Regions from separate parts of the Mus musculus genome. Here all the other regions are linked to region 1. Evidence: chromatin loops called from intact Hi-C (ENCODE). Cell type or tissue: left cerebral cortex. All regions are shown on one strand. Links, peaks and the distances in the headings refer to the core of each region. The heading gives the core; the rest is flanking DNA.

Region 1 (5,878 bases), core at 536-5,535:
TCTCATTCCAGGTTTGTAAGAAGTCATGGCTCTAATACGAAAACCATCTGAATTTTTTTTTTCTTAAGGAAAAAAAAAAAAAGCCTGTTAATTCTCCACAAGCACACAGCTCCAAGGAAAGAACCACTTCCAAAGAGCTGTCAGATTTGTGCTAATCTAGCTTCAAAAAAAAAAAAAAAAAAAAAAACCCAAAGTGCCAAAAATAGATCCAGTTGGGGAAGACAGAAACGTTAAACCTGCTGTACATCTTACTACATGTGACGAGATGCTGATTAATGGACATGTCAAGAAAACCAGTCTAATCTGTAAGACGTAAGTGTGCTGAAGATCCCCATTTACCACATCGTGAAAGAGATTCAACAAAGGAAATTCAGTAATTCCTTATTCTAACTTAGTGACAGAAAGCATAAGGTGCCAAAAATGAAACTGCTGATACATGACTGGCAGTTTATGCTTGCCAACTAGTTATGCTCCACCCACTTAATTCACTTACCTATGATAGACTTAATATTTCTCAGAGCACACGAAAAATGAAAAAAGTCACTCTAACTTAGTCATTCAGGAAGCTCGGCTATCGTTTAATTCAGGACTAGATATTTGCAACAGTTGGTACTTTTGACAAAAGTCTTAACTCTTGAGTGTTATCCGATTTGGGCCGACCTACATACACGTACTAGAACATCCCTAATTCCAGCTGCCCCAGACTTTTCAGTTCAATAAAAGGAACAGCCAGCTCAAAACATTCTTAAAACGTAAGCAAAACAGACAAATATAGAACGTTTAGTGCGAAACCACAGTACCTCCTCCACTTGCCCCTCCACTCTCACAAAAACATAATGTTCTAATAAAAGCAAGATGGCTAGAAATTGTCAAAATGGCAAAATGTTTTCAAAGTTTAAAAAGAAAACATATGAACCGGCACACACTGTTTTTACACAAAGATCTGAAGTCACCCATAAGGACACTACCCCTGTATTAGTTTAACTTACAAAACGAAGAGGGTTTTAATACGTAAGTTTTTGGGGGGGTCCTGTTTAAGAGAAGCCCACTTACAAGGGAAAAGCGAGCTTAAAGGCAGTCGAGCAGGGGCAATCGTGGAAAGTGTGGAAAAGGGATACACTGTTCGATACAAGGGGCGGGGGGCGGGGAGGCGGGGAAGCAAGAAGCACACAAGAAAATATTACTATCCGGGCAGATAAGCAGCCCAAGTTAAGGAAAAGACTAGGATGGGGAAAAGAGTCCAAAACAAGACAGGAGGAGGAGAAAGACCGAGGGGGTGGGGGGAAAGACAAGCCTCTTCCCAGCAGAGCCCCGGTCGGTAGGTGAGCGGACGCTGCCTCCCGGGGCGGCCGCAGAGCCTCGGAGGAGGCCGACTCCGGCGGGGCCTAGCCGGGGGACACCGGCATCTGGATGCGACCCAGACCCCCTCCCCCACGGCCCAAGGGCGCACGGCGCGGCCCCCTCCCCCACCGCCCGCGGCCCCCGCACTCACCAGGCAGAAGAGGTTACAGTGACAATCTTCCAGGCTGGCCCCGTTCGACACGAAGGAGGAACTCATCGTCCCTCACAGCAGCCGCCGCCGGCGCCACAACCCACCATCCGCCATTACCGCCGCCTCCGACCAGAGAGAGAAACACAGACACCGGGGAGGGCGGGGGGCGGTGGGGAGGAGGCCGCCGGGCCGCCCGCCCTCCCCGCCGCCCCCCGGCGCCGCCGCGGCCCCCGCCGCCCGGAGGCACCCAGCCGCCCGGGGCCGAGGCCGCAGGCGGGAGGGCCGCGCCGCGCTCGGCCGGCCGCCGGGACTGCGGAGCCCGCGGACGCGCGTCCCTCTCCGGAGAGGAGGGGAAGGGATGTCTGTCCCTTCCACCAGAAAAATAAAAAAAGATTTAAAAGAAGAAAAGAGAAAAAAAAACGAAAAACAAAAAAATAATAATAACAATCAGGTACACGATAAATAGTCAGAGCCCGAGTCCGAGCGGGCCGAGCCCAGAAGCCCGGGAGGGTTCTCCGCGGCCCGGGGACGCCCGCGGAGGGGCGGGAAGGGCGAGGACCGGCAGAGCACCCCGGGCCCCCGGCCCGGCAGCGGCGATGTCCTTAAGCCCAGAGTCTCCTCAGCGGCGGAGGTGGTGGCGGCGTCTGTGGGCTCAGTCCATTCTCCGGCTGTGTCCTCGTGTTGTCCCTGGGCCAAGCCTGCCTAACGTCTGCTCTCCTGCCGCCTCACCGCCTGGACGCCGTAGTCTCCCCCATTTTGTGGGCCCAGCGGGCGGTGTTTTTCCCCCTTTAATCCGAATTCACGGGTTTTCCCTTCGCTTTAATGGCGGCCACAGGGACCAGCTCGCCCTCTCTGCTCGCCCATTGGCCGCCGCGAGGTCACGTGGGCCGGGCTCCGTAGGGAGGGGGGAGAGAGAAGGCGGTGAGGGAGGGCAGGGAAGCTTTCGGAGCCCCGGGGACCGGGCGGCCAGCTGGTGGCTACTAACATGGCGCCATCTGCTGGATGCCCCGGTTAAGATGACCCGAGTCTTGGCCCTAGCTTTCTGCTGGCTGGGGAAAGTGCAGCAGCGCAGGAAGGTTCACTTCAAAATCGAGAATTACTTGGAAATCAGTTCAAATTCTTTGGAAGAGAAAGTTGGCAAAAAAAAAAAAAAAAGAGAGAGAGAGAGAGAAAAAGAAAAAAGAAAAGAAAAAGAAAGACGTTCCAATGCATTCTCATTCACTCCATAAGGCCGCCGGGGTACATCGCAGAACTCTAGGGCTAAAGAATGAGAGCTGGATAGACACCAGCCTCGCCCTCTCTTTTTAAGTTATAATAAAGAGGTAAAAAAAATGAAACGATATGGTCTTGTGGTTAATGAACTAGAAATAAAGTCCTGCTGTTCAGGATTCGAAGCTGGAGCCAGTCTTTTACCTCTTTGTGACTCAGTTTCCTCATCTGTAAAATGAGGAAAACAAATGTTATGTTTGTTATATGATGCATGAATACAACCTGAGCACTAGCCTCGTGCCTGCGCCCGATAAGCAGTGTAAGGCATGCATTACTATACTTCCATCCTTCCTTTCTGTGGTTACTTTGAGAAACACGTGAACTCTGAGAGTGAGAATCAGGAGAACTGACCCTTTGTTGCTATAGCTGTCCAGTGCCTTAAAATGTTCTAGCACACAGTAGGTACTTGATATTTGAAAACTTAGAAATGAATAAGAAAAACCATGTATGATGTTAAATCCCTTCCCAAACAATTATTCTGGGCTGGATTACTCTTCAGTGAAGAGTTCAAAACATTTTCCATGCAAACTTTAAAAGGATTCTAGGAGGAGACGAGGGAGGAATCGGGAAAGATTAAGAGATAATGATACCAGGAGTAAAGACACAAGCTTTTAATCCCAGCTCTGGAGAGGCAGGGGGAATCTCTGAGTTTGAAGCCATTCTGGTCCACAAAGGAAGCTCCATGCTAGCCTAGGCTACATAGTAACACCCTGTCTCAAGAAGAAAAGAAGAGACAACAGTTAGGAGCTATCAGAACTTTAAGTCACAATTATCTCTGTAAAATAGTAGACTCTTCTAGCTTACTTTTTTAGCCATAAAATGAAAAGTATTCTTCACCACCTCTTTGTCCACCTTAGTGCTGATTAAGGTCCTCAAGCCAAAAACTTGCAGAGAAAGTTCTGCTGCTTGCCAGTGGACCTTAGATCAAATCTGACCCTAAATCAAATTAGTTTATCATAAATCAAGGATAATCAGAGTAGTTTTCTCCTAAAGTGTTTGATGAAATAATGTTGATCATAAGTACTGGTCCCATTGCTTCCTTAATCACATGAATGTTAACCATTAAAATGATTTTCTAAATCATGACCAAGTGGTAGCACACATCTGCAGTCCCGTACTTGGGAGGCTAAGACGGGAAGACTGAGGGTTCGAGACCAGACTCGGGTAGTGGCAAGACTTTTCCTCCAATAGAAAAGAAAAATAATTTTTTGAGTATGTGCCTGTTCCTCGGGATTTCTGGAGAAGCAATTCCTACAGAATAAGAGAAAAGGCAGTGACCTGAATAAGGCAGGCATCAAGTGTGACACACTAGGAGCGCTGGAGGAGGAGTTTCCAAGTTGAGAGGGCGTCAAGTAGGCAGCATCTGAAATCAGATTTGAAGGATAGAATGAATTCTTATAAAGCTCTTTGAAGCAGTTAAATCTTATTAAGCCCAATTCAGATCCAAAGGCCACATATCAAAGTCAATTATACAACCAGGACTAATTCAATCCAGGAGCTCAAATCAACTAAGGTCGGTATCCTTTATAACTGAGTGCCAGCACCAGGAGTCAGGGATCCCAAGACTCAGTGAGGCAAAGGCTCCTTCACTCATCTCTCCTTCTCTGAGAGAATCCTCACATACCTGTTCTGTTCTCTTCCTCAACTTGAAATGTCCTCTCCCACTCCTTTTCTAATGTATATCCATCCTCCTTAATTTTTCCCTCCCCCCACCCCACCCTCCCTTCCTCCTCTTCCCCCTCTCAGACACACATATACATACCTTAGGAATTCAGGGGCAGGTAGAATTTGCCTGACATCTACCACGTAGGAAGTAACATTTGATTGAACTTTCATTTGAATGTCAATCTTCTCCAAAAGAGAGGAGAATCTGACAACAAAAAAAGACTTCTCAAGAAGGAAAGAACTCTGGGACCAAGGGGGATGGGGCAGGGGTGACAGCAGAAGAGACTGAGAAGGGGAATGAAGCGGAGCAGTGGAGGACTAAGATCCCAGCAGAGAGAGGGATGGAAACCTAGGGAGAAAGAGAAAACGGGGCCAGCATCACTCTCAGAGAGCATCTTGGGAACCACCTACATTGTGTTAAGATGACATTTTGTGTGAGCTAAAGAGAAACAAAAATAGAAACTTTAGGAAACAGTGATGTGTCAATGTAGGTTCATCAATTGCTTTTTTTAAAATAGTATATATATATATACTATTTTAAAAACCCTATGTATTTATATATATATATATATATACTCAAAAGGCTGAGGCAGGAGAATCATGAGTGAGCTTGAGACCTGCCTGAGCTACATAGCAAGACCTTGAATGAATGAATGAATGAATGAATAAATGGATGGATGAATAAATAAATAAATAAATAAGCAAACAAACAAATCTTCCCGTTTTTCTCTATAATCTTTTTCTATAGGGTTCAGATTACATTGTTGTTGTACATTATACAGTTTACACAGCACATAGTGTATGTGTGTGTGTATGTGTGTAAGAACATGCAAGAATAAGATGGAGAAGATACTAGATATGACATCTGGACAGTTGGACCAAATGCAGTCAAAACTATTCCTTCTTGCCTCACAATTCCAATTGACTCATTTATAAAATGGGTTTGTAAAATGGCACCAGCTGTGAGAGTTGTTGCAGTGACTAAGAGAGAGGAAAAAATACCTAACAGTAGCCCAGTAGGAATTTCAAAATGACTTTGAGAGGTAGCCTTGGGTCAATAATTACTGGCTATCTTCTCTTTGAAATACAGATCCACTCAGTGATCTCTGCACCTAAAACCATTCTGTAAGTCTTTTGGGTTTTCAGGAACTCCATTCTGTATGGAATGTCAGAGGCTCTGGCCTGTGGACTCCTTACTTGATATAGCGAAGTCCAGGAAAGGGCAGCATTTGACCTTAGGATTAATCCTCTACCCATGATTCTGGAAAAAAAAGCCAAGTCTAGAGTAGCGCTAGCCAATAGAAATGAAACAAAGCCAAATAAATCCTATAATTTCAATTACTGTTTGTTAGACATATTAAAATCTTTGGCCAATATATCAGAAACTATATCATTTTACATGTAGTTCATATAAAATATATTCATATAGCTATCCCTTTTTTAAAAGTTGTT
Region 2 (5,878 bases), core at 600-5,599, 510 kb before region 1:
ATAGGCAGAGCCACTCACAGACCTTGGGAACTTTGACTGTTGCTAAGCTTCTTGGACTGGGGTCAGGATTGGTGGCCTGGATGAATTCCCGATTAGGAAATAGCATTCCAGGTTCTGAAACCCTCGGGGAACCAGCTGGCTCCAGCTGCCTCCAGTCCCTGTGGGATGTGGCTGTCACAGTTCAACCTTCCCACCAAGCACAGTTGGGAGGGGGCACATCCTATGGGTTGTGAGGTGACTCTGGCCTCCAGCACCATGGGGTTGCTGACAGACTGAATGCAGGTTCTCCCCAAGGAGAGAAAACGGTACCAGTGGAGGGTCTTCTGAGGCCCCTTCCTAAAGGGTATCCCCTAGATCTGGGCTATTTACATGGGCTCAATCCTTCCCTGAACTGAAGGCTTGATGGTATTCAGAGTACTTTCTCATGAGGGCTCGCTCTCAGTGAAGGCTAAGTCAGGGGCAGTATAGTGACCATGAACCGCGGAGGATGACATTGGGGTTCAGAGAAATGAAGGGTTCCAGGATTTCCAGTAAATAAAGGAAAAGGCTCTTTCACAATTCAGTGAGCAGGGCCCTTGGCAGCAGCAGCTAATGAGGTGATGGTGGGTATAAGTCAGGCTCCCAGCTGGGAAGGGACAAAAGGGCTGGGTGCATGACCTCTGCTGACTGCCGGATGCTGAGCCCTGGTGTCCTGGCCAGGGTCTGGCTGTGGGAGAAGTAGCCTGATTTAGAGACAAGCCCAGGAGACCAAGATGGCTGCTGGCTTCACATCAGTCTAGCAGGGGAACGTAGCCACGGCCCGTCTTCACTCTTGTTTTTATTTCTTGAGAACAGGATGTCCTCTGGCTCCATGGCAGCTGCTCCTCAGCTTGACAAGAGGAGCTGTGGGCCACCACCCCATGCCAAACACATTTCCTTCTCATTCTTGGAATGGGAACTTCCGTTCCAGAGAGAAAAACCAAGGCTTAGACCTGTTCCGGTTGAAGAGAGGTCACAGAATCTTCCCAAGCCAGTGTTCTTTCCCAGAGCCTCGAGGGTTCCTGCTCTGTGGTCTCTGGACATGAGAGATGCCATTGGGTAATTTTTATCTAGTCGCAGAGCACATGCACAGTCCTTCCTTCTTGTCCCCACCCAGGGTCTTCCTCCCTTCTCAGAGCAGCTGTGTCTGCCCTTAGGCTTTCTGGGTTTGCCCATAAGATTGCTGGTCGCATCACTGATATCCTGTGCAATAGACACCTCTTAGGTCATCCCTCACCCATCCCCCACACCACCACAGTCACCTGTGCACACAGGCGCGTGGAGAGACCGCATGCACACCAATAGCCATAAGTATATATCTGTACAGGTGCCCCTTCCCGCTGGACCACGTGCAAACACAGTCTTGTTTGCATACACTTAGGCATAGAGGAAGCAGAGACAGGAAAGGACAGGGTTTGAGGTTAGTTGTGTGTGGTGCCTCATGCCAGTAATCCCAGCATTTAGGAGGCTGAGGCAGGAGGACTGCCAATAGATGAAAGCCTGGTTACTCGGTGACATTCCTGGTTATACTGGTTACACAGTGACATTCCTATCTCGAAGAACAAACTCCCTCTTCCAACAACAACAACAATACACACACACACACACACACACACACACACACACAGAGAGAGAGAGAGAGAGAGAGAGAGAGAGAGACCGGGGCGGGGGGGGGGAGCACTGGGCTACCCTGTACAATATAATGATATCCTGTCTTAAAGACAGACAGGTGGGCTCTCTCCTGCCCCTGCCTTCTGGGGCTCAGTCTTTTCTACCAGACCCCATGTCTGCCATGTCTCCTCTGGGGAGGGTAGATATTTCATCAAATCTCTGTGACCTACAAGGTCATTGACTTCCTTAAGGCATAGTTGGCATGGTTGGTGTTTCTTTTTTTTTTTTTTTTTTTTGTTTTCTATTTTTTTTTTAAAGATTTACTTACTTATTATGTGTAAGAACACTGTAGCCATCTTCAGACACTCCAGGAGTCAGATTTGTTACGAGGGATGGTTGTGAGCCACCATGTGGTTGCTGGGATTTGAACTCAGGACCGTTGGAAGAGCAGTCGGTGCTCTTACCCGCTGAGCCATCTTTCCAGCCCAAGTTGGTGTTTCTTTTGCTCATTGCTCGGACCCCAGACTGAAAACTGCTCAAACAAAGAAGAGGGCTACAGAAAGCATTCGAAGAAGAAATGAATGAGTGAATGAACCAATGAATGAATTTTACCATCTGGAAGCAGGGCCTACAGGACAGTCCTGCTCAAGCCCTGGACCAAAGGTCGTCTTCCAAGCCCACTTGGAGTAAGTTGTAGAGAATTCCTGTTGGCCTTCAGCTTCAGTCCTAGCCAGACAAGGCCTCCTCAGAACCAAGGCTCAGGTTGGGTGATTGCGCGTGAGTGTGCATGCGTGCGCGCGCACGTGGGAATAAGTGTCTTCCCAGAGGACGTCTTTTTGCTATAGAAGGTTCCAGGCTATCTACATGTACGACTAGCCTTTCAACTGTGCTCTCCGGCAAGGCTGATAATTCTTTGTCCCCTGGGAGTTTGGTACCCTATGTGTTTTGGAGCAAAAACTTTGCTCCTGCCACCCAGGGCATGTGTCTTTGCAGGCCACCTTTGGGAAGCTTCCCTGCTGTCTGCTGGTTAAGCCTTCCCTGCATATCCTGAGATGAGGAAGCCCTTCAAAGGCTATAGAATTTTCAGGGTGGTCCCGGCCCTTTAGCCTAGCAATGGGGTCCTTGTGGGTCCTGCCTACTCCCAGAACCGTGTTCCAGGCTCTGCTCTAGCCTACTCTTAGTGACCTTGTCTCAGGGCCTTCTTCTGCAAAGTGCTGGGCTGTCTTCCTTCAAAACTGGGCCCTCTGGTTCCTCCAGGGTTGTTCTGGTCACCTTTGTTCTGAGCTGGATGGATACCTAGCACAATGTTTTGCAGATAGCTGTCATTGACTGTGTCATTTTACCATCCCCAGTTACTTCAGCAGAGATCACATTAGATCAGGCGATTCTGTGTATAATGCCTGGGGGCGCACTGCCTCTCGTGAAGGGCAAGCCAGCGTGGAAGACTCGGGGACAAAATCTAGGAGTTAATAAATTCCTCGCCACCTCCCCGGAGGAAGGTTACGAGTGTTAGTGCGTGTGCGCCTGCGCCGGCTGGCGGAACTCTTCTTTCTCCTGAACTCTGGCTCAGACCGATGTGTTCCTTTGCCAGTGGGTGAAATGACCTGCTTGGATCGGTAACGCCAGCCGTTAAAAACAATGGCTCTTTCCGACCACTAGGTGGGGATCTAGGGTCGTCCAGACAGTCGCTATCTGTCTTGTCACAGGCAAAAACCAAGGTTTCCTTGCCTTCTCTGGTCTGGCCCTCTCTAGGTGCCTCCCTCCACATTCTGCTTAGCAGTGCTGCAGGACGTGACTAAGTGCACGGGCCTTGTGCGGCAGCCAGTGAGCCCCTGGTTCAAATCCCTTCCTCCTCCTCCTCCTCCTCCTCCTCCTCCTCCTTTTCTTTCTTTCTTTCTTTCTTTCTTTCTTTCTTTCTTTCTTTCTTTCTTTCTTTCCTTCCTTCCTTCCTTCCTTCCTTCCTTCCTTCCTTCCTTCCTTCCTTCTCTCTCTCTCTCTCTCTCTCTCTCTCTCTTTCTCTCTCTCTTTCTTTCTTTCTTTCTCTCTTTCTCCCTCTCCCTCTCTCTCCCTCTCTCTCCTTCCTTTCTTTTTTCTTTTCTTTTTTTTTCTTTTCTTTCTTTTTTTTTGGGGGGGGGGGGATAAGGTCTGCTTATGTAACTCTGGTTGTCCAGGAATTGTAGATCAGGCTGACCTTGAACTCACAGAGATCCTCCTGTCTCTGTCTCTTAAGTGATGGGACTAACACCACACCCAACTTGTGTCTTAACTGTCTTGAGCCTCAAAAAGTGTTCTTGTCTGGGAATAGACTATATCTCCTTAGTTTGAAGAGGGCCAATGGAGAAGTCTGCTAGGGTGTAGATAGTGAAGCAACCACTTGGCTTCATCAGGATGCTGTGTCCTTCGGCTGTGGGGCAGACAGCTAAGTCTGAGAGATCTCTGTGCTGTTCCCTGCAGTGTCCCAGGTGTACCCGGTCCTCCACTGTCACCTTCACAGGGCAGCTGTCTTTCTGCTGGGCTCAACCTCTGGATGGCCTGTGTCCTTTTCTGTGCCCTGCACTCCCTGCGGACCTTTTTTGGAACCTTCCTATCCTATCCTGTCCTTTGCTGGGGCACACTGACCTATCAACAACCCAGTTCTCCAGGTCTTGCTGATAAAGGGATCCCTTCTCTTCATTGATATATGTTCTTTCCAGGTGCTCGCCTTCTGGCTCCCACCAGTGCCCATGGCGATCAGACTCTTGTCTGGGTTCCTGACAACATTCTAGAAGCTCAGAATGTTTCTAGGCCCTCTCCCACTGCCAGGGCAATGGTTCTCTGTGATACCCTGGGCCAGTGCTCGGGTCTCTCCTTCTCCCTATTCCAGGCAGGGAAAACCCAGATCCAGGGGGGTTCTATAAAGGGTGACTCGAGGGAAGTGGTGGTAGTGTTGGGGAACAGGGAAGGCCCCTGGGATTGTTCCTTCATGTCGGGTGTCCTTGATGAAGACTCAGGCTCACGTACATCTAAGTGGAAGGATTCATGTGCCTGCCTCACCCAGAGGCAGCCCCTTTTCCATGGTTCTCTATTCCCATGGTAACAGGCTGGCTGTGTATTACCACCACCAAAGGACCACCATAGGCCCTGATGCAGCTACACCAAGAGTGCACATTCTCTCCCAGAGGCCCTTTTCTTTCCTATGCTTTTTTTTTTTTTTTTAAAGCTTGTAAGAAGATTTTTGTTTTGTTTTTGGTGTATGTATGCAGGAACCCTTCAGGAGTTAATCTGCATGTACCACAGACATGCAGGAGCCTGAGGAGGCCAGAAGGGGGCGTCAGAGCCGCTAAAGCTTCGGAGTGTTTGCAGATGGTGTGTGTGAGCAGCCGTGTGGGTACTGGGCAGGGAACCTGGGTCTTCCCCACTGAGCCATCTCTCCACCCCCTGGGATTCGCTTCCTGGGAGGAACCACTGTGATTTTTCCAACCCTGCACTTCCTGATCCTGCCAGGAATGCACACTCCTCCTTGGTCCCCGCTTTGTCTCTTGGGGATGGTGTCCTTGATCATCACTTCAGCATCTGCATGCCTGCCCTGCCTTCCGGTTTAGTCATGTTGTGCTCTATTTGCTTGTTTGCACGCCTCCCCCACCACAACGCTAGCATTACTTTGTCTACTCATGTGACAGAGCTTGGTACATAGTAAGTGCTCAGTAAGGTGGCAGAGAAGGGTCCCAAATGCACTTCAGCTTTACCTCTTTCTGTTGAAGACTTGGTCTTCTTCAGACACCTGGCATCGAGAGCCATGTGGCCAGAGGGATGCTGGCCTTTTCCATGTCATGCACCAGGACAGAAAGTCCCAGCTATTGAGACGATCCAGGGCATCATTCACACCCCTGGGAGGAGTGGCTGGGAGGAGGAGTGGCTGGGAGGGGGAGTGGCCTGCAGAGGGCTGGGGGCCCAGCCACATCTGTCCTGGGCTCTGACCTTCATGCCTTCTCCTTCATGCCTTCTTTTCTGTTTTGGTATCACTCTCTCCAACCCCAGATGAGCCTCTCGGGACAGGGAGTCTGGCTGCAGACAGTTGGGAGCTATGGAACTCAGCTGAAGGGCTGAGAGGGAAGGGGATCTCTCTCTAGCCCCACCTTGACAATCCCAGAGCGATGGCCCCTCTGTAGTCACATGCCTACATCCCACCTACTTCCACACAAACAACCCCCTATCCATCACTGCGGTCAGGGATGGCTATGCCACAAAGCCAGGTTTGGTCAGAGCCAGA
Region 3 (5,878 bases), core at 564-5,563, 75 kb after region 1:
GAAGACGTATAGAAATGGCTAACAATCAAATGAAAAGATCCCTGTCCTTAGTCCTTAGGGAAATGCACATTGAGCTACCATAAGACAGCCGCAGAGATGGATGCCCACATGCCCCTAGTTTTCCCCGGCCCATATACTCTAGTCCCTTCCCAAGGCCGTATACAGCAGTTGCGTACAACAGGTGAGAGTGGGCTGCTGAATATTCAGGAGAGGCCCCAGATTGGAGGTTGTTTGTTTCAGAGGGGCAACCTAGGGCTACCAAGGCTCTTCCTGTCCAGAACACTTAGTTTCTGCTCTAAACCTTGTTGTAGATCCTGGATCTTTCTTTCATGTCATATCTTACATGATTATTTAAGGTCTCCTCTCTGACAGAGAAACGCTGAAACAATGTTGGATAGTCATTTATAGAACCACTCATTTATAAAATTTTAAAGCCGTCTAAGAGCTATGGCGCTGGGCATAGCGCCAGGCTCCCAGTGTGAGCCTATGAACTTGATGCTCTGACTCCTCCCCTTTCTCCTCTTCCTTCCCCTCCCTCTCCCTCTTCCTCCTCCCTATTCTCCCCCTCCTCTTCCTACCACCTCCTTCTTCTCTCTCCATCCCCCTCCTCTCCTTCTCCCTCCCTCCCCTCCTCCTCTTTCTTCATCTTTGGAGATGGGGGTGGGTCTCATTGTATTGCCCGGACTCCCCTCAGACTCACGGCCCCCTTGCCTCAGCCCACACCAGGGTTACGGGCATCAAACCTGGCTGTGATGCTTCTATCGATACAGAACTGTGAAGGAGTAAGGCTCGAAGCATTAATAAACACACAAAGATCTACTTTAAAGTAACCAATTCCTGACTGTTTGTCTTGGCAGTGGTCTCCAAGGATTCATGACTTCATGCCTGACGGTTACTTTTTTAACTCCAATATATGAAGGAAATTTGGGCAAATTCATGTTGTTTTGTAAAAGACTCTTGGACAAGCTTGTGACTACACCAACACCAACAGCTCCATTAAAAGTCGGTGAAGAAGACAGATTTGGGATGTACCTATAAAGTACTCAAGGACATGGTGACTATCGCATTCAGACACCGCTGATCACTTTGATCCTGGCTGTTCCGATTTCCATCTCCCTCATCAGCAGGATTCACCCCGTCTATAGATAAAATCTTGCAGAGACCTCAGCAATCAAGAGGCAGCTCCACTTCCTTTTTACCGGATTGTTCTGCCTTATTTTAGCACCTTATATTTCCCTCCCACTTTACACCGTGACAGTCCTGTGTTGAGATCGGTCTGTAAAACCCTCCATGAAGGGAAGCGGTTGTCAGCCTCAGAAGATCTAAGCAGTTCCACACCTGGCTCTTTGCAGTGGGCACTTCAAAGGCAGAACAATCTAGCCACGGAGGGAGGAGAGTTCAACAGAAATTATGACTTTTCGGGGTCTGGATGACTTTGAAGACCAAAGCGTGTTTGATCCTTGCTCTGGTACTGGCTTTCTGATCACGCCACGTGCGGAGCGTTGTTGGATGGCTAGTGGCTCATTCTTGCCTGTGCCACCTTCTAAACAATCAGCATAAACATTAAGACATCGCGGTGCTTAACAAATGTGCGGCCAGTACAGACCTCCTCTTTCATGCAGTGCTTTCAATTCATTTCATTAGTTACAAGAAATAGGCATTCGTTACCAAAAAAAAAAAAAAAAATTAAACTGTCAAAAATAAGAAATCTTAAAGATCATATTTATAGATACCATCGAAAAAGATATTTCACTGCGTCTCCTTTGGGGCTTTTATTTATACATTTTTAACGGCACTGGGATCATTCTAAAAATACACACATCGTGAGTATATACAGTTATGTCCTATTTTCACTTCTAATTATAACACAAGGAAGAAATGCATACTTTGGGAACTGATATGAGTTCAGGGTTTAGTAAAAAATATGCCTCGCTTGACTCTAGCTGCATATATATCAAAAGATGGCCTAGTCGGCCATCACTGGAAAGAGAGGCTCATTGGACTTGCAAACTTTATATGCCCCAGTACAGGGGAACACCAGGGCCAAAAAGGGGGAGTGGGTGGGCAGGGGAGTGGGGGTGGGTGGATATGGGGACTTTTGGTATAGCATTGGAAATGTAAATGAGTTAAATACCTAATAAAAAATGGAAAAAAAAATATGCCTCGCTTTGCAACTGGAAGGTGGGATTGTAGTATTCCGATGCCCCTCGTTATTCTGCTGGTTTCTTTTGCCTTCGTAAATTGAATAATCTCATTTTTCCTAGATTTTAGAGTGAGATTTTTTATTTTAGATTTGAAACAGAGTATGATTGCTTTGCAGTTAAACTTTATGAAAAAAAATGTATATACACATGAATCTAAATGTTTTGGGAGCCAGATGTGGTGACGTGTATCTTTACTCTCAAGACTTGGGACGCAGGAGAAGCACTTTAAACTCACGCCCAGTAGGGCTACATGATGGTATTCTGTCTCAAAACAAACAAACAAAAAAAAATGCTTTGGGGTTGGTGAGATGGCTCAATCAATAAAGGTGCTTGCCACCAAGACTGACATCCTGAGTTCAATGCCCAGGACCCACACTGGAAGGATCTACTGATCATGATTTTCTGACCTGCATACGTGGTGCTGTGGAATGTGTGCACATACCATGCACACGCACACACAAATTAAATAAGTTTTAAAGTTTTTTCAAAATGCAAACCAGTTTGCATTAGGTTTGATACTTATAAAATACGTTTATTTAGCACGTTACAGACATCCAGCACTACCTTCGAGATGAAACCAATTCATTTCCTATATTAGATTTCCCTGAGGCAATGATTTAGAGACTCCATATTACAAATATTTATTAAACTCTTGCATGTTATATCAGTTTCCTCCCACACACCCATACTGCAGACCTGGTATAAGACACATGAGGAGTGGTAATCAAGAATTAAATCTTTCTTTTTAAAAACTGTCAAAAGCTTGCTACATCAGCATCAAGCGACAGGAGGAGAAATGTCTCCAGTCTACTATACGCCCCTGCGAGCCAGGTTTTAATTTGTTGCGAACGAAGGAGAGAGCCTATAAAAAAATCTTGGCAAAACACAGAACTGCTAATTTAATCAATTTTAGTAGTTAAAGCAGTGACTCCAAGCGCTAACACAATCTGTTGAAAGAACTACTTTCCAAGGTAGGGAGATTCATTTATTTCTGCGTTTTCTTCCCAGTTTTCCAATCTAAGGATATGTGGGAAGCCATGGCGCACCCGCTGAAAGCCTCCTCCCAAGACTTAGGAAACAGACCCTGACCCAAACCGGAAGGAGCCTAGAAGTGGCTCCGTGATCCCGGGTGTGTGTGTGGGAGCGGGGATGGGGGTGGGGGTGGGGTGTTGGGGGGTGATGCAGGGATAGACTGCAGCTGAATGACCATGAAGGAAGAGACCAGTCGACAGTACAGGAAGACGTGAAACTGGAGAGGGAAAAACAAAAAACAGAAAAAGGTCACAATGTATCATATGAAAAATAAAAAAATAAAAATAAAAAACCAGCAGGAGAATCATGAAGTGTCTGAGGGCAAATGTTTAAGGTTATAATTTTAAATTGATATATGGGTTAAAGCTCTTGGTGGTTTTGATGCTCAAAAAAACCCCAAAGAAACAAATAAACCACCTAACCGGTTTATTCAGAACTGCAAATAAGGTCCTCCATTGAGCTGTGAAAGCTGAAGGCCTGTAAAATTCTTATTTATTTATTTATTTATTTATTGGCAGTGGTGGTGGAGATTGGAGTAAGGCAGGGTCTCTCTATGTAGCCCTGGCTGTCCTGGAACTCACTCTGTAGTCCAGCCTGGCCTTGAATTTACAGAGATCTGATTGCCTTTGCCTCCCCATTGCTGAGATTAAAGTGGCACACACTGCCACCATGTCCAGCTAAGAATTCAGGATTTTTTTAAGCTTAAAGCATATGAACTATACTAAATACAATTTAGAGGCTTTAATCTTCATGAACAGAGTCTGACCTGAGTGTGCAAAATGTGTATACTGTCACAGTGGCATTAATTGCTTTATCAACTTCATTTCAAACTCCTTTTCTTTTCTTTTAAAGTTATTTATCTTAAAAAATACAGCTTGGTTTCCTAGTGAGTTCCAAGACAGCCAGGGCTACATAGTGAGACCTACCTTAAAACAAAAGCAAAGAAAATTTGCACTGAACCTGAAGAAGGAGCTGATGGGGGCTTCCTGTGCCCCAGAATGAGAAAGCTCTGCCTCTTCCCGGTGTTGCTATTTCCCCCCTTCTCCTGGCCTCTCAACTGGATTTCTTTGGCAGTAGTATGTGGTGCTAGGTTCTCAGTATGTTTGTCATTACTGGTACATCCTTTGTATCCCCACGAAATAACCAGACTCTCAATGAGCACTCAGTACCTGGGAAATGGTTGCTATAGCAGAAAAAGACTTTTTGGGAACAAGAAATCCAAATGCTTGAGCTCTCAGAGCATGAACAGTTTGCAAGGTCTGTGTGCCATCTGAGACTGGATAATGTGTATGTGGATCACAGGGATGAGGAATTAGCGGCAAAGAAGGCTTAGACGGTAGTCATTAAAACGAGGGATCAACAGGTGTGGTGCATGCCTTTAATGCCAGCACTGGGAGGCAGAGGTGGGCAGGTCTCTGGAAAAAAAAAAAAAGGAAGGAAGGAAGGAAGGAAGGAAGGAAGGAAGGAAGGAAGGAAGGAAGGGAAGAGAAGAAAGAGAGAAAGAAAGAATCCAAGAGTAGAGGAACCTATGATGCAGAGCCAGACAGAGCCCATGGGGGTTCAAGAGCCCCCACTTGCCACTCAGACATACCTAGGTTGTGAGACTCAACAGGTAGGACAGAAGTAACCTTGAAGCAACCTCTTGGACTCTGTGTTATGCAGAGAAATAAAAGGCTTGGTAAACACCTGAGTGTCACCCTGACTTAGCAGATAGACTCCGGCACCCCACCTACTTATGTACAGCCCAGAAGAATGGGTCATCAAAGTAGAAAGAGGCCGTACAGGAAACTTCCCGGTCAGACAACGCTATTGGACAAAGACTGAGGAATCAGATAGGAGGAGGACACTGGGAAGATGCTAATGAGGACCAATGACTAAGGTCAGGGCACTGCCTACCCCACCCTGATGCTGTAGTCAGTCCCCAGGAGCAGAGGAAGAGAGCAGTGGGAACTCTAAGGAGACTGGGTAACATGCAAACTAACTAACTAACTAACTAACTAACTAACTAACGAGGGCTGGAGAGATGGCTCAGTACATAAACATGCTTGTCAGGAAAGCTTGAGCCGTGAACTCCATAGAATACCTGTAAAAGCTAGGCACTAGCGCACTAAGTGTCTATAATCTCAGGGCTCCTACAGGTCCACACTAGGGATGTGGAGAGCAGAGAAACCGAAAGTCTGAGTAGCTTGGCATAAGCAGCAGAACTACAGCAAAGAGATCTTGTCTCAGACAAGGTGGAGACCAAGGTCCAGCATCCAAGGTTGTCTCTGACCACCCACAGCGTTCAAATACATGCCCATGCTCACATAAATGAATAAGGATGCACACACACACACACACACACACACACGAGAGAGAGAGAGAGAGAGAGAGAGAGAGAGAGAGAGAGAGAGAGAGAGAGAAAAGAAAAGAAAAGAACAAAGAAATTGAGAGGCTGGAAAGAGGCAGTTAGGAGTGTTCCCTGCCCCATCAGAGAACCAGAGTTGTGATGTCAACACCCACATCATTCACGCGACTCAGAGATGCCTTACTCCAGCTCGAAGAGATCCAGAGCCCCCTTCTGGCCTCAGTGGGTGCCTGCACACCCATCTCTCTCTCTCTCTCTCTCTCTCTCTCTCTCTCTCAGACACACACACACAAAT
Region 4 (5,878 bases), core at 391-5,390, 87 kb before region 1:
TAGAAAAGTACAGACTCTGGTGTTTGGGACTGCCATCTCCAAACCAAGAAAATTCAATAAATAAAAAAGTCAAAGGGAAACGTTTAGAAAATGGTTCATTCACTAGTGGAACAGAGTCTGAATACCAGAATTCACTGAGGATCTATTTACACCACAGTTTGATTGCACACACACACACATATACACACACACTCTCACTCTCTCTTTCTTTCTCACTCTCTCTCTCTTTCTCTCTCCCCCCTCTCTTCCTGCCATGCTTATGCATACTCTCACACGCATTCCCAATCTTTAATTTAAAAATAAAAAGTAAAACAATCAAGAGTGACTGTTCTTAAAATAATTTGTAAAATGCCTAGAGCTGGGCTAAATTTCAACCTTAGAACAGATCCTGCAGGAAATTTCATAATTAGTACTATCCCCATGCCTAAATGTGCCACTGTGAAAACTGAAAAGAATTTAAGCATGTAACATTAAACACCAAGATTAGTGTAAGCATTCAGTAGCAAATGTTTTCTTGTAAAACTAAGTTTCTTTCACTGGAAATGGCCTGAAATATTAGTCATAGCCCTAAACCATAGTACAAAATATAACTCAAGAATTCTCATTTTATTCTAAGTTATTCCACCTAACAATATCACGTATGTATATTGCCATCATGTTATTCTGTAAAGGTGTGATATATAAAATGCTGTAAGACCCGGTACCTTTTCAGTTTATAAACACAGTGAACTTCATTACTGTACATGTACTCTGCAACTACAGCTTAGCTGTAAATCTTCCACACACAATGGCATGGACATTATTTCCCCTCTATCCCTGTTAAACTGTACATTGAGACAATACAAATTTACTGTCCACCCCACCCCCTTACAAAAAAATAATACTCTAAAAGCAACCCTACTGCAACGTTTTAATTAAGACGATTACATATATTTTAGACCAATTGCTTTAAAGCAAGAAGGCAGTATAAACCTTCTAGGAAAATTTTTATAAAAGAGGTTAAGAAATATAAGACAATTTATACATTTAAAAACTTACAATAAATAAGAGATGCAGGCATTTTTGAATACTAGATACTATATCCAATACAAGAACATCCTGATGTTCTAAAGCCATATGTTGGAATTCATTGTTCCTCATGTTCCTCTCCATGCTTTAATATTCTTTAACATTAATGGGTACTATGGCTCATTACTTTTCACAAATACTGTGACTGGAAAAAAAAGGTTAATTTTTGCTACGAAAGTGTTATAATACGTTTTGAATAATCAGTCATCATCCTAAAGAGCTCAGTAAAGTCAATGAAAAATAGGGTTATAGCCCCGCCCCCCAAGTCAAAACAATATTTGTTGAAGTAATAAGAATTAGACCCCATCACAAATGACTTCCACTGAGAACTGTAACTTAATCTTGCAGCAAAATATCCTTTCTTCCCGTTCTTTCCTTGCGTAATTCCATCAAACGAGGATCACAGCATATTCATGATGAAGTTATATAACTGATTCAGCACCACAAAATGAACTGGGAGACATGAGCGTCTGTCCTGGACTGCAGGGTCACAGGTTAGCCATGAGAGTGCATTGTACTGTTCCAAAACAAACCTGAAAGCGAATAAACTGTGTCAATCCATCTCATTCAATATACACTTGGATAGTACTTTCAAGACTCAAAGAGGTGTGTGTGTGTGTGTGTGTGTGTGTGTGAGAGAGAGAGAGAGAAAGAGAGAGAAAGAGAGAGAGAGAGAGAGAGAGAGAGAGAGAGAGAGAGAGAGAGAGAGAGACACCCTTTGCTGCCTAAACAATGAGATGACATCAATACCACAACCACAGAAACCCTCTTTGCTAAGAATTTCATACTGTAGCACATGTTAGCCTCAAACTCACAGAAAGCCTTCTGCTTTGGCCTCCTGAATGGCATCATGCCTAGCCAAAGTCACTTTATTTGTTGTTTTGTTCTATTTGTTTGCTTTTTGTTTTATTTGTTTTAAGATGGGCTAGTTTCAACTTGTAATGATTCTCCTGTCTAACCTTCCCAAACATAGCTCTGACCACCAAACACAGTCATTTTCTTAAGAAGAGCAGCAGAGCCAGACATGGCAGCACAAGCCTTTCATCCTGGCACCGAAGAGACGAGGCTGGTGGATCTCTGTCCAAGGCCTATTCTGAGTCCAGGATAATCAGAACCCTCTCAAAAGAAAAAATAAAAAAGCACGTGTGCGCAGTGACAGAAGTGGATCAAGCTCTGTTAAGCACAAGGAAAGCCTGTCTCCAGGCAGCCCAAAGGAATACAGTGAGACCCTGTCTCAAAAAATACGCAATGAAAGAGTAACATATAAGGAATAGATCTCACCACATAGGAAGTTTAAAGCTAGCCTAAGATACATAAGACCGCTTTTTGAATGAATGAGGTGGGGAGAAAAAAACTCAAAAACGTATTCATTTTAGAAAGGTATTCATTCTCAATAATTTAACGAGGTTGGGGCTGGAGAGATGACTCATGCTTAAAGTACTACTTTTCCAGAGATCCAGAATTCAATTCCCAGTACCTACATGCCTGCTAACAGCCTAGAACTCCAGTTCCAGGGTATCTGATGCCTTCTGGCTTCCAGTGGCACTGCATGTATATATGGTGCAATGGACATGTATGCAGACAAAAGACCCATATATATATGGACATAAAAAGAATAAAATTGTTTTTAAGAAATAATAACTAAATGGGGTTTTAAATGGAGTTTAGCTCAGAGGTAGAGCAATTTACCAAGCCAGCACAGGCACTATGCTTTGTCTATATCATGAACGGGGGTGGGGGGTGGGGTGGGGAATCACCCAATGATTCAAAAATAAAACGCTGTGAACTCTTACCCAAAAGAATAAATATATCTCATAATAACCATTCTCTTTTACCCAAGTTGAAACAGAGAACCCTTAGCATCATGGGAGCTATACCTGAGGACATCTGAAGTCTGATTTGAGTCCAGTGGGTGGGAGTGTTTGCTGTGAAGCAGCTCGTCAGATTGCACTGAAGGCACGTGGAGGTGCAAAGAGGCCTACAAAGGAAGGGAGGGACGCAGTCAGCCACAGAGGGAAAGCAACATTTCATTTCACTGTGTTCTCCTAATGTATTATCCTGATGAAACTGATCTTATGACAGTGTTATCTGTGGGAGCAACTATAAAAAATTCATGGTTTTGATGGAAACTTTAAGGTGTAAAACTTACATCGTGTCTCTCTACAATTTTTACTTTAGCCTTACTTTTAAAAATCGTATAGCAATCCTTAAAAACAAGCTTTACAATTATCTTCTAAATATAATCTGCCCAAGTCTATAAAGCAAATGATTAAGGAAACACTGAACCCATAGGCCTGAAGTGTACCCTGTCCCTGGGTTGAACAAAATTGAGACCACACAGTCACACTTGGGACCTAAGTGCTATAAAAATAAATGAATAAAATAAAATAAAATGTCAAAGGAGTAATCCTGCACATTTATTTTATTTATTTATTTATTTTTGCAAAGCTGGAAATTTAACAAAATTGCCTCTGGATGAACACTTAACAATCAATACAATGCACACATGACTCCTTGTGCAATACATTAATTATCAGAGGCATATAAACGACAGCACGCACATTTACAGATAGCAATGAGCAGAAGAAATGTGGTACTATTTTTCACATTTCAATTAAGTAAAATTAATCATCTAGTATGTAAGTCGTATAGTAGTATTAATGTCATGCTACAGTGGGGGTGCTCATCGCAGACAATCCTTCAACCAAGTTTTCTACACTCTTTAAAGGTGCTTCTTTATACCCATATGCATTCTCCATCATGACTGCATATATGTATGAGCTCATATAAAGTACATACAAAAATATAGCCAACAATACTTATGTTTGAACTGTTTATAAATTCTGGATTTATGAATCTTAAGTAAGTCTCACTTGGCCAACCACTACAAAGTAAATGAATGCTGGTTTAATTCTTATAATAAAAATTATTTTTAACCATCTAAAACCCACTGATTTCTCAAGTAAAAAAGAAATATATGATGTGGTTTTATTGACTACAGTACAGAACTAAAATGGGATACATGAAAAAAATAAAAGGTGAACAAAGTTACGTTAAGTCATGCCTTACCTGGGGTTCAGGAGTCCTAATCGTGTTACACTGTATCTGAGGGTGAATGCTCACTTTACACTATCCTCTCTGTAAATAAATATTGAGTAGAAAACAATCTGGATAGTCCCTTGGACTTTTCATAAAAGTGTTTACTAACAAAAGTGTGCCCTGAAACACTAAGGTCATGAACTACAAATAGGTATTATACTAAATTTGGAAAATGCTGGGTAAGCAAAGTTATTTACTGCTATTATAAGAACTTTAGTGTACATACAGGTTCTGTGACTGTAAGTGGGCAGCACTTCCCAAAGGACCAAGGAACTCTGCTTAGTGGAGATTCCATCCTACTATTCTGCAGAAAGCCCCTTGAGAAGATGTTCATGTAAATGAGATTTACAACAGACCAATGAATATCTCAGAGAAGAATAAAAGTCACAGGATAAACTATAATTTTTATTAATAGGCAATTCAAGGGCAGGGAGAGCTCAGAGCACTTGCCTAGCATAGTTAATTCACATTAAGAGAAGGGGAAAATTACTCAGATTATTAACGACAGTTAATAGTCTTTATAAGTGTGCGACAGAAGCCCATTGTTTAATCGCAAGTAGCTTTCACAGAATGGGATATATATCCAGGGTATCAAAAAAATAGAAAATATAATCTCAAGAAATTAAAGTGTTACCATCTGACCTGAAACATGAAGAGCCCACTTACAGTGGTTTCTACATAGTGAGAGTCAGGTCTTCATTTATTATTTTGTACTGGTAGTAGCAACTTTAACAATAATCACACAGGGCTTTCATGACTCATTTTACTTCACCATCTGATAATTTAGACTATAAAATGAAGGTTAAAAAAATAAGTATCTATAGGTCTAAGATTCTCACTTCCTAAAACCCGCTCAGCAGCTTATGTTTTGAGAAGGTCTAGCTCTGTCCCACTGGCTCACTCAGAACTCATTGTAAACCAAGCTGGCCTTCAACTCCTGGGTAAACTTCTTGCTTATGCCTCCCAAGTCACCATGCCCAACCTACTCAACTAGTTGTTTATATGCTTTTTTCTATGACAGAAGTCTCACTACGTATCCCTGGCTGGCCTGGAACTCTCTATGTATACCAGAATAGCCTCAAGCTTACAGAAATCTTGCTGCCTCTGGTTCCTGGATGCTGGGATTAAAAGCATGAGCTATCACACTCATCCTACTCAAAAGTAATTTATACAAAGGAAACTTTTTAGAGTAGGTAAATTAAACTAAAACCAAGAATTACAAAGTTGCTAAATTTTTTAATCTTCAAAATAATAAAATAGGAGTTTAGTATGAGTCCATTCAAATAACAAAGACTCAGGCTTTAATCTTGATGTCTACTACAAAGTTATGACTTTAGATGAATGAGTTTCCAAAGTTACAATATATTTAGATGGAAGATAAGAACACAAAGAGACAGGGCAGTGTTTCTAGGCTCTCAGCTTCTGTACTACAATGAAAATACAACTTAAAACCAAAAGTTCCAGGAGCCTTAAGAATAACAGTCAATCTTCATATAAATTTTTTATAATTATGTGTTTCATATTAAGTAATTCTCTTTATGACACCATTTACAGAAATATACACAACAAAGCATAAACGAACTTGGAATTCAAATGAGCTATAAAACTTTAAAATGCTACTTTAGTAATTATTAGAACTAAAAACTATCTACTAGGATTCGTTAGGAATTGGCACAGAAATACTAATACCTTAAGAAAAAGGGGGCATTGA

Evidence for each region. Peaks named below come from ENCODE experiments on the same cell type or tissue, not always from the same donor. Only the 100,000 strongest peaks of a DNase experiment are listed, where the experiment ranks them.
Region 2: a loop joins it to region 1, with 2.8 times the contacts of the local background. A loop is called at or near these places in 8 of 42 quality-filtered maps.
Region 3: it touches region 1 in a loop (5-fold over the local background); 6 of 42 quality-filtered maps call a loop at or near these places.
Region 4: it touches region 1 in a loop (2.0-fold over the local background); 3 of 42 quality-filtered maps call a loop at or near these places.

Annotation. Positions count from the first base shown.
Region 1 is chr11:86,355,968-86,361,845 of GRCm38, forward strand. It overlaps Med13 (mediator complex subunit 13), which reads right to left and starts at 1,629. Exons shown (of 30, transcript NM_001080931.2): 1 at 1,493-1,629. The coding sequence starts at 1,558. Gm38937 (a long non-coding RNA gene) reads right to left here. Exons shown (of 3, transcript XR_880098.1): 2 at 4,524-4,631; 3 at 4,045-4,124. In left cerebral cortex, for the core only: a CTCF peak has its summit at 2,491 (motif pointing left); DNase peaks (open chromatin) are centred at 715, 1,262, 1,529, 2,405 and 2 more places; H3K4me3 peaks cover 2,055 bases; H3K27ac peaks cover 1,556 bases.
Region 2 is chr11:85,845,989-85,851,866 of GRCm38, forward strand. No RefSeq gene overlaps it. Among named protein-coding and RNA genes, the nearest start is that of Tbx2, 16 kb to the left of the region's middle. In left cerebral cortex, for the core only: CTCF peaks have their summits at 3,289 and 4,913 (motif pointing right); DNase peaks (open chromatin) are centred at 3,285 and 4,990.
Region 3 is chr11:86,431,259-86,437,136 of GRCm38, forward strand. No RefSeq gene overlaps it. Among named protein-coding and RNA genes, the nearest start is that of Gm26439, 3.2 kb to the right of the region's middle. In left cerebral cortex, for the core only: a CTCF peak has its summit at 3,011; DNase peaks (open chromatin) are centred at 1,402 and 3,074.
Region 4 is chr11:86,269,518-86,275,395 of GRCm38, forward strand. Med13 (mediator complex subunit 13) reads right to left here. Exons shown (of 30, transcript NM_001080931.2): 28 at 5,857-5,878; 29 at 2,946-3,046; 30 at 1-1,601. The coding sequence ends at 1,469. All of the region lies in intron 2 of Brip1os (BRCA1 interacting protein C-terminal helicase 1, opposite strand), which reads left to right. Among named protein-coding and RNA genes, the nearest start is that of n-TQttg2, 10 kb to the left of the region's middle. In left cerebral cortex, for the core only: no CTCF peak of the experiment used is centred there; no DNase peak of the experiment used is centred there.